Regions from separate parts of the Homo sapiens genome. Here region 2 is linked to region 1. The links are chromatin contacts, found by Hi-C or POLR2A ChIA-PET in ENCODE. All regions are on one chromosome and are shown on one strand. Each heading gives the region's core, a stretch centred on a gene start or an enhancer-like site at or near the end of the contact. The rest is flanking DNA. Distances are from core to core; before and after follow the strand shown. Region 1 holds the start of RRP12 (ribosomal RNA processing 12 homolog). Region 2 holds the start of TAF5 (TATA-box binding protein associated factor 5).

Region 1 (3,167 bases), core at 485-2,984:
GCATCAGCCACTGCACCCACCTGTCCCTTTTGCCCATTCTTTTTATTGGATTGTCTGCCTTGTTCTTATTGATTGGTAGGAATTCTTTATATATTATAGATGTACTTTGTTAGTTCTATATATCTTCTTCCAAAGAATGCTGCTAAAGGTTTAGAATAAAGCTGCTGGGCAAGAGGGAAGAGAAATGTGTCTTTTGTAAGGTTTGGGATCTGGTTGAAGGATTTTAAGGAGGGTCTCAGGGGAGTGGGGATAAACTGGATCGGTTGCTGGTTCTGAGGTGGAATTAGGAGAACTGGGAATTGGCCGGATGCCAGGTGCGGTGGCTCATGCCTGTAATCCCAGCACTTTGGGAGGTGGGCAGATCACCTGAGGAAAGGAGTTCGAGACCAACCTGGCCAACATGGTGAAACTCTGCGTGTACTGAAAATACAAAAAAAAAAATTAGCCGGGCGCGGTGGTGCATGCTTGTAATTTCAGCTACTTGGGAGGCTGAGGCAGGAGAACTGCTTGAACCTGAAATGTGGAGGTTGCAGTGAGCCGAGATCGTGCCACTGCACTCCAGCCTGGGCACCAGAGCAAGACTCTGTCTCAAAAAAAAAAAAAAAAAAGAGAGAGAGAGAGAGAAATTGGAGAACCAGGGATTAATTAGGGATGGAATGCTGTCATAAGGCAAGGTGGCTTAGCAACTGAGTATCTCCAGTAATAAATGAAAATAGCAAAGCTTGTCTAGAACACCACTGACTGCTTTTTTCTCTTTTCAAGTCAAGCTAATTTTCACACTTTCAAGTCTCCATAAGTTTTGACTTTTCTTTTTTTTCTTTTTTTCTTTTTTTGAGATGGAGTTTCACTCTTGTTGCCCAGGCTGGAGTGCAATGGCGTGATCTCAGCTCACCGCAACCTCTGCCTCCCAGGTTCAAGCGATTCTTCTGCCTCAGCCTCCCCAGTAGTTGGGATTACAGGCATGCGCGACCACGCCCGGCTTATTTTGTATTTTTAGTAGAGACAGGGTTTCTCCATGTTGGTCAGGCTGGTCTCGAACATCGTGACCTCAGGTGATCTGCCCGCCTCGGCCTCCCAGAGTGCTGGGATTACATATATACTTTTATATGAAGGTATATGACTTTCATATAAATGTGTTTCTATGCTTAATTTTGAAAATAGATTTTCAAATGTAATATAAATGTACTTTTTGTTGTTGTTTAACTGCAAAAGAACTCCAGTTTTTTGTTTGCTTTGTTTTGTTTTTTTGAGACAGTCTTACTCTGTTGTCCAGGCTGGAGTGCCGAGGCGTGATCTCGGCTTACTGCAAACTCCGCCTCCCGAGTTCAAGTGATTCTTGTGCCTCATCCTCCCGAGTAGTTGGGATTACAGGCGCGCGCCACCAAGCCCAGCTAATTTTTTTATTTTAGTAGAGACGGGGTTTCACCCTGGTGATCAGGCTGGTCTCAAACTCCTGACCTCAAATGATCCACCCGCCTCAGCCTCCCAAAGTATTGGGATTACAGGCATGAGCCACCACGCTCAGCCAAACTCCAGTTTTATAAGGCTTACGCCTGTGGCCCTGAAACCTGGTCCTGGCTGGAGTAAGAACCCCATAGAACCCTTAGCAACCTAACTTCCTCCCTAGCAACGGATCTCCTTGGAGCTCCTCCCCATCCGAAGCCAGGAGGAGGTGTAAAACCGGATGTTGACTGTTTTACCATAGTAATGCACACGAATCCGGAAGTGACGCCAGAAGAAGAGGAAGTGAAGGCTACAGGGTATCCACGTGGGTTCTGAGCGTGTTTCTACGTCCCTGGAAGCCGGTCATTTAAGCTCATTCCTCGCCACGGCTTAGTCAACATGGGTCGCTCGGGAAAGTTGCCTTCTGGTGTCTCAGCTAAGTTGAAGCGCTGGAAGAAAGGCCACAGCAGCGACAGCAACCCCGCCATCTGCCGCCACCGTCAGGCCGCCCGCAGCCGCTTCTTCAGCCGGCCGTCAGGTAGCTGGGTTGAGACCCGAGCGCAGCCGGGGGCGGGGTTCCAGGCAGACCTGGGTCCAGATGAGTCTGGGGCCTCTGGGAGAGTGCGGGGCCAGGCATTGGACCTTTCGTCTCTTAGGATGTCGGATCTGGAGCCCTCTCTGAAGGGCAGTCCTTCCAATTTAGCAGATACAGAAACTGAGGTCCGCAGTAGGGAAATGTCTTGTGTAAGGTACCGCGGGTGTCAGAGTTGAGACAGATGGCTTGGACCTTGGGTAGCTCTTTACAGAGCGCGTTCACCTTCATTTATTTTGCAGGCCCTCTGAATGTAGCTCCCAGCCGATTCCCAGTGGCGTTTATGCCGCTGCTACAGGGAAGCAGAAACTTTTACATGGAGGATTCCCTTTCTCCTTGGTTTTTCAAGTTTTTAGGCATACAGTGGTTTTATGAGACTGGCTGTGTTCAGAATTCAGCCTCTCGGGTTGGAGATTTGGCCTGGGCTGGTTTGTTTCCCAGGGGTTGTTCTGTTCTCTTGACCAAAAGGAGGCTTGGACCTTATCTTGTGCCTCTGGCTCTCAGGAAGGAGTGACCTGACAGTCGATGCTGTGAAGTTACATAATGAGCTGCAGTCAGGGTCCTTGCGCTTGGGCAAAAGCGAAGCCCCGGAGACGCCCATGGAAGAAGAGGCGGAGCTGGTTCTCACCGAGAAGTCCTCGGGTACCTTCCTGAGTGGCCTTTCCGACTGCACAAACGTCACCTTCAGCAAAGTACAGCGCTTCTGGGAGTCCAACTCGGCTGCCCACAAGGAGGTAGGGGCGAGGGTCGGGAGGGCCATAGGATAGTGAGGAGAGGCCAACTCATGCCTTTTCTTCAGCTCTGGCCGACAGGTCTCCGATGACAACAGCTGGTATTTCTGGATGATGCGTCATCGCTCCTCCCCTTTATGTCTCCTCCTAGGGCAGGTTCTACTTTCTGCTTTTTATAAGAACATCTCCTCTGCTTAAGTACTTGAGGGTAGAAATATTTTCCAAACATTTCTCTCCTCAGCTATACCTAACACAGCACTTTTACACAGAGTATTTTCAATAAACATATGTTGAGTAAATAAATGCTGAGTAACAGTGATTAGGAAACGTTTTATCTAGCAAGAACTAAATTTATTTACTTTAATTTAACTTAATTCATGTATTTATTTTGAGACAGAGTC
Region 2 (3,143 bases), core at 535-3,034, 6.0 Mb before region 1:
GACCTGATTCACTAAGTCTGAAGTGATGCCCAGGAACCTGCATCCTCCAAAGACTTAACACTGGTGGTACTCAGCCCATATATATTTTTAAAATTTCAGCCGGGTGCGGTGGCTCATGCCTGTAATCCCAGCACTTTGGGACGCAGAGGTGGGTGCATCACGAGGTCAGGAATTCAAGACCAGCCTGACCAATATGGCGAAACCCCATCTCTACTAAAAATATATTTTTAAAAATTAGCCGGGCGTGGTGGCGCGTGCCAGTAGTCCCACCTATTCGGGAGGCTGAGGCAGGAGAATCGCTTAAATCTGGGAGGCAGAGGTTGCAGTGAGCTAAGATCACGCCACTGTACTCCAGCCTGGGCGACAGAGCAAGACTCCGTCTCAAAAAAAGAAAAAAAGAAAAAGAAAAAAAATTCAACTTTTAGCTGAGATTCAGGGGGTACATGATGTGCAGGACTGTTACAAGGGTATATTGTATGGCGGCCGGGCGCGGTGTCTCACGCCTGTAATCCCAGCACTGTAGGAGGCCGAGGCAGGTGGATCATCTGAGGTCAGGATTTCGAGACCAGCCTGACCAACATGGTGAAAGCCCGCCTCTACTAAAAATACAAAAATTAGCCGGCCGTGGCAGTAGGAGCCTGTAGTCCCACCTACGCGGGAGGCTGAGGCAGGAGAATTGCTTGAACCCGGGAGGCGGAGGTTGCAGTGAGCCAAGATTGCGCCACTGCACTCCAACCTGGGCAACAGAGCAAGTTTCCGTCTCAAAAAAAAAAAAAATCTATAAAGTATTTATCAACACATCTTTTAAGAGGAACTAAAGAAATAAAGAGAAAATAAAGTACTTACAGTACTTAAAGTACGCTAGTACGAAACTGTACAAACACTGTTAGTGTCATGCGGACCTGCCCAAGGCTCAAAAGCCCAAATGAAAGGAAAGGGACCAAGAGCGTGAAGATCCCGCCTCTCCGCGCTCACCTTCCCCATACATCCCTCTGCTCAACAGCTCTCCTCAGCTTCTCACTGGAACTGACAGCTCGGAAGGGGGTTTGACTGCGCAGCCCGCGCACTAGAGAAAGGGGCGGGCATGTGGCCCTAGAGGCGGGCCCAGGAAATTCAAAACAAGCCCGCAGAGGTGCAGGCCTGCCAGCCCCTGCCTTACCGGCTTGCTCCCCTTCGCGGCGGCCGTACCTACCCGGGACCCCACGGCTCACCTTTACCCGGAGCCGCAGGACCTGAGGCTGAACCTGAGACGACCGTGGCCCCCGAAGCGCCAGTGCCCGGAGGGTCGGGGGCCGCAGGGCCAGGGGCCGAGGCGGTCACCCGGCTGAGAAGCGCGCTGGTCACCTCAGCGCCGGCGCTGTCCACCTCTCCCGGGGCTCCGGAGCCCGCCACTGCCTCCTCCAGCAGCCCGGCCTCACGGCGCAGCGCCTCTTCGGCCTCGCGGAGTTTGCTCTGCCGTAGGAACTGCAGCACGGCCAGTAGAGTCTGTCGGTCATGCGGAGCGCCGGCGTCCGGAGCAGCGGCGGGCACCGGGGCCGCCCCCGCCGGGGCAGCGGCGGAGACAGCCACCGTGGGCTTGGGGGTCCCGCCATCCCCGCCAGTGGACGACGACGCCGCAACGTTCCCGCCGCCGCCGTTGGGGCCGTTGTTGGTAGTGCCGCCGCTACCCTCGCCTGCGCCGTCCCCCGCCTGCGGAGGTAGCAGCGTTGGCGGTCCCTCAGGCTCTAGCTTGACCGCCACCTCCGTCTGCTCCTCCGCCAGCGCCGCCATCTTGCGGCTGAGCCACCTCGCGCCGTCAAGCGTGATTGCATTTTCGCCACATGGAGGGCGGGGAGGAGCATTTCACGACAACTCTAGTAGGCCATTTACGGCAGTAGGAGGAGCGAAAAGGAAGGAGAAACGGAATAGGAAAGAGAGCAACTTTCAAAACCGAGCGAAAGAAAGGCAGGAAGTGGGCATTGGTGACCACCTATTACATTTGCCTGAGAATAATTGCCATTTATTGCAGGCCAGCTATATTTAGGCATTATGATAGATGTTTTACATTATGTGATCTCCTTCAATTCAATAATCTTTTTCTTTTTTCTTTTTTTTTTTTTTGAGACGGAGTTTCGCTCTTGTCGCCCAGGCTGTTAAGCGATTCTCCTGCCTCAGCCTCCCCAGTAGCTAGGATTACAGGCATGCGCCACCACGCCCTGCTACAATTAAATAATCTTATGAGGTAATATTATCCCCACCTCGCAGATGGCTCAGTTGAAACCAAGAGAGGTTAAATAACTTACCAGAGGCAAGAAGAAAGTCCAAATGTCAACATTCGAATCCACGTATTTAACTCAAAAACATATACCATTTGCCAGAGGGAGGCTTCCGAGATACTGGTAGTTTTACATTTTGACCTGAATAGTGCTTACTTTTTTTTTTTTTTTGTCATTTTTACTTTTGTAAAAGTTAATCGAGCTGCATGCATTACATTACATTTATTTATTTATTTAACTTTTGAGACGGAGTGTCGCTCTGTCGCCCAGGCTGGAGTGCAGTGGCCCGATCTCAGCTCACTGCAATCTCTGCCTCCTGGGTTCAAGCGATTCTCCTGCCTGAGCCTCCCGAGTAGCTGGGATTACAGACGTGTGCCACCACGCCCGGCTAATTTTTGTATTTTCAGTAGAGACAGGGTTTCGCCATGTTGGCGAGGCTGGTCTCCAACTCCTGACCTCAGGTGATCCACCGGCCTCAGCCTCCCAAAGTGCTGGGATTACAGGCGTGAACCACTGCGCCTGGCCCGTATACATTACATTTCAATAAAAAGTTTTTAACGCCAGGTGCGGTGGCTCACGCCTGTAACCCCAGCACTTTGGGAGGCCGAGGCGGGCGGATCATGAGATCAGGAATTAGAGACCAGCCTGACCAACACGGCAAAACCCCGCCTCTACTAAAAATACAAAAAATTAGCCAGGCATGGTGGTGCGCCCCTGTAATCCCAGCTACTCGGGAGGCTGAGACAGAAGAAGAGCTTGAACCCGGGAGACGGAGGTTGCAGTGAGCCGAGATCCCGCCACTGCACTCCAGCCTGCGCGACAGTACGAGACTCCGTCTCAAAAAAAAAGTTTTTAAATACCAGAATGTTGTGGTTGTGAAATATGTAC

What was found. Hi-C counts contacts between places; a loop is a spot of excess contacts on that map. ChIA-PET counts read pairs that join two places held with the same protein, here RNA polymerase II (POLR2A). Pooled maps may share reads with other maps.
Region 2: a loop to region 1 is called in a pooled map, with 8 times the contacts of the local background. The contact joins the promoter of TAF5 here to the promoter of RRP12 in region 1. A Hi-C loop is called at or near these places in 2 of 50 pooled maps. POLR2A ChIA-PET finds 5 or more read pairs at or near these places in 2 of 52 experiments (OCI-LY7 and endothelial cell of umbilical vein).

Annotation. Positions count from the first base shown.
Region 1 is chr10:97,399,907-97,403,073 of GRCh38, reverse strand. RRP12 (ribosomal RNA processing 12 homolog) reads left to right here and starts at 1,734. Exons shown (of 34, transcript NM_015179.4): 1 at 1,734-1,981; 2 at 2,540-2,769. The coding sequence starts at 1,843. RefSeq lists an enhancer at 2,201-2,250.
Region 2 is chr10:103,366,617-103,369,759 of GRCh38, reverse strand. TAF5 (TATA-box binding protein associated factor 5) reads right to left here and starts at 1,784. Exons shown (of 11, transcript NM_006951.5): 1 at 1,212-1,784. The coding sequence starts at 1,770. RefSeq lists enhancers at 482-551, 1,682-1,921, 1,674-1,968 and a silencer at 1,012-1,551.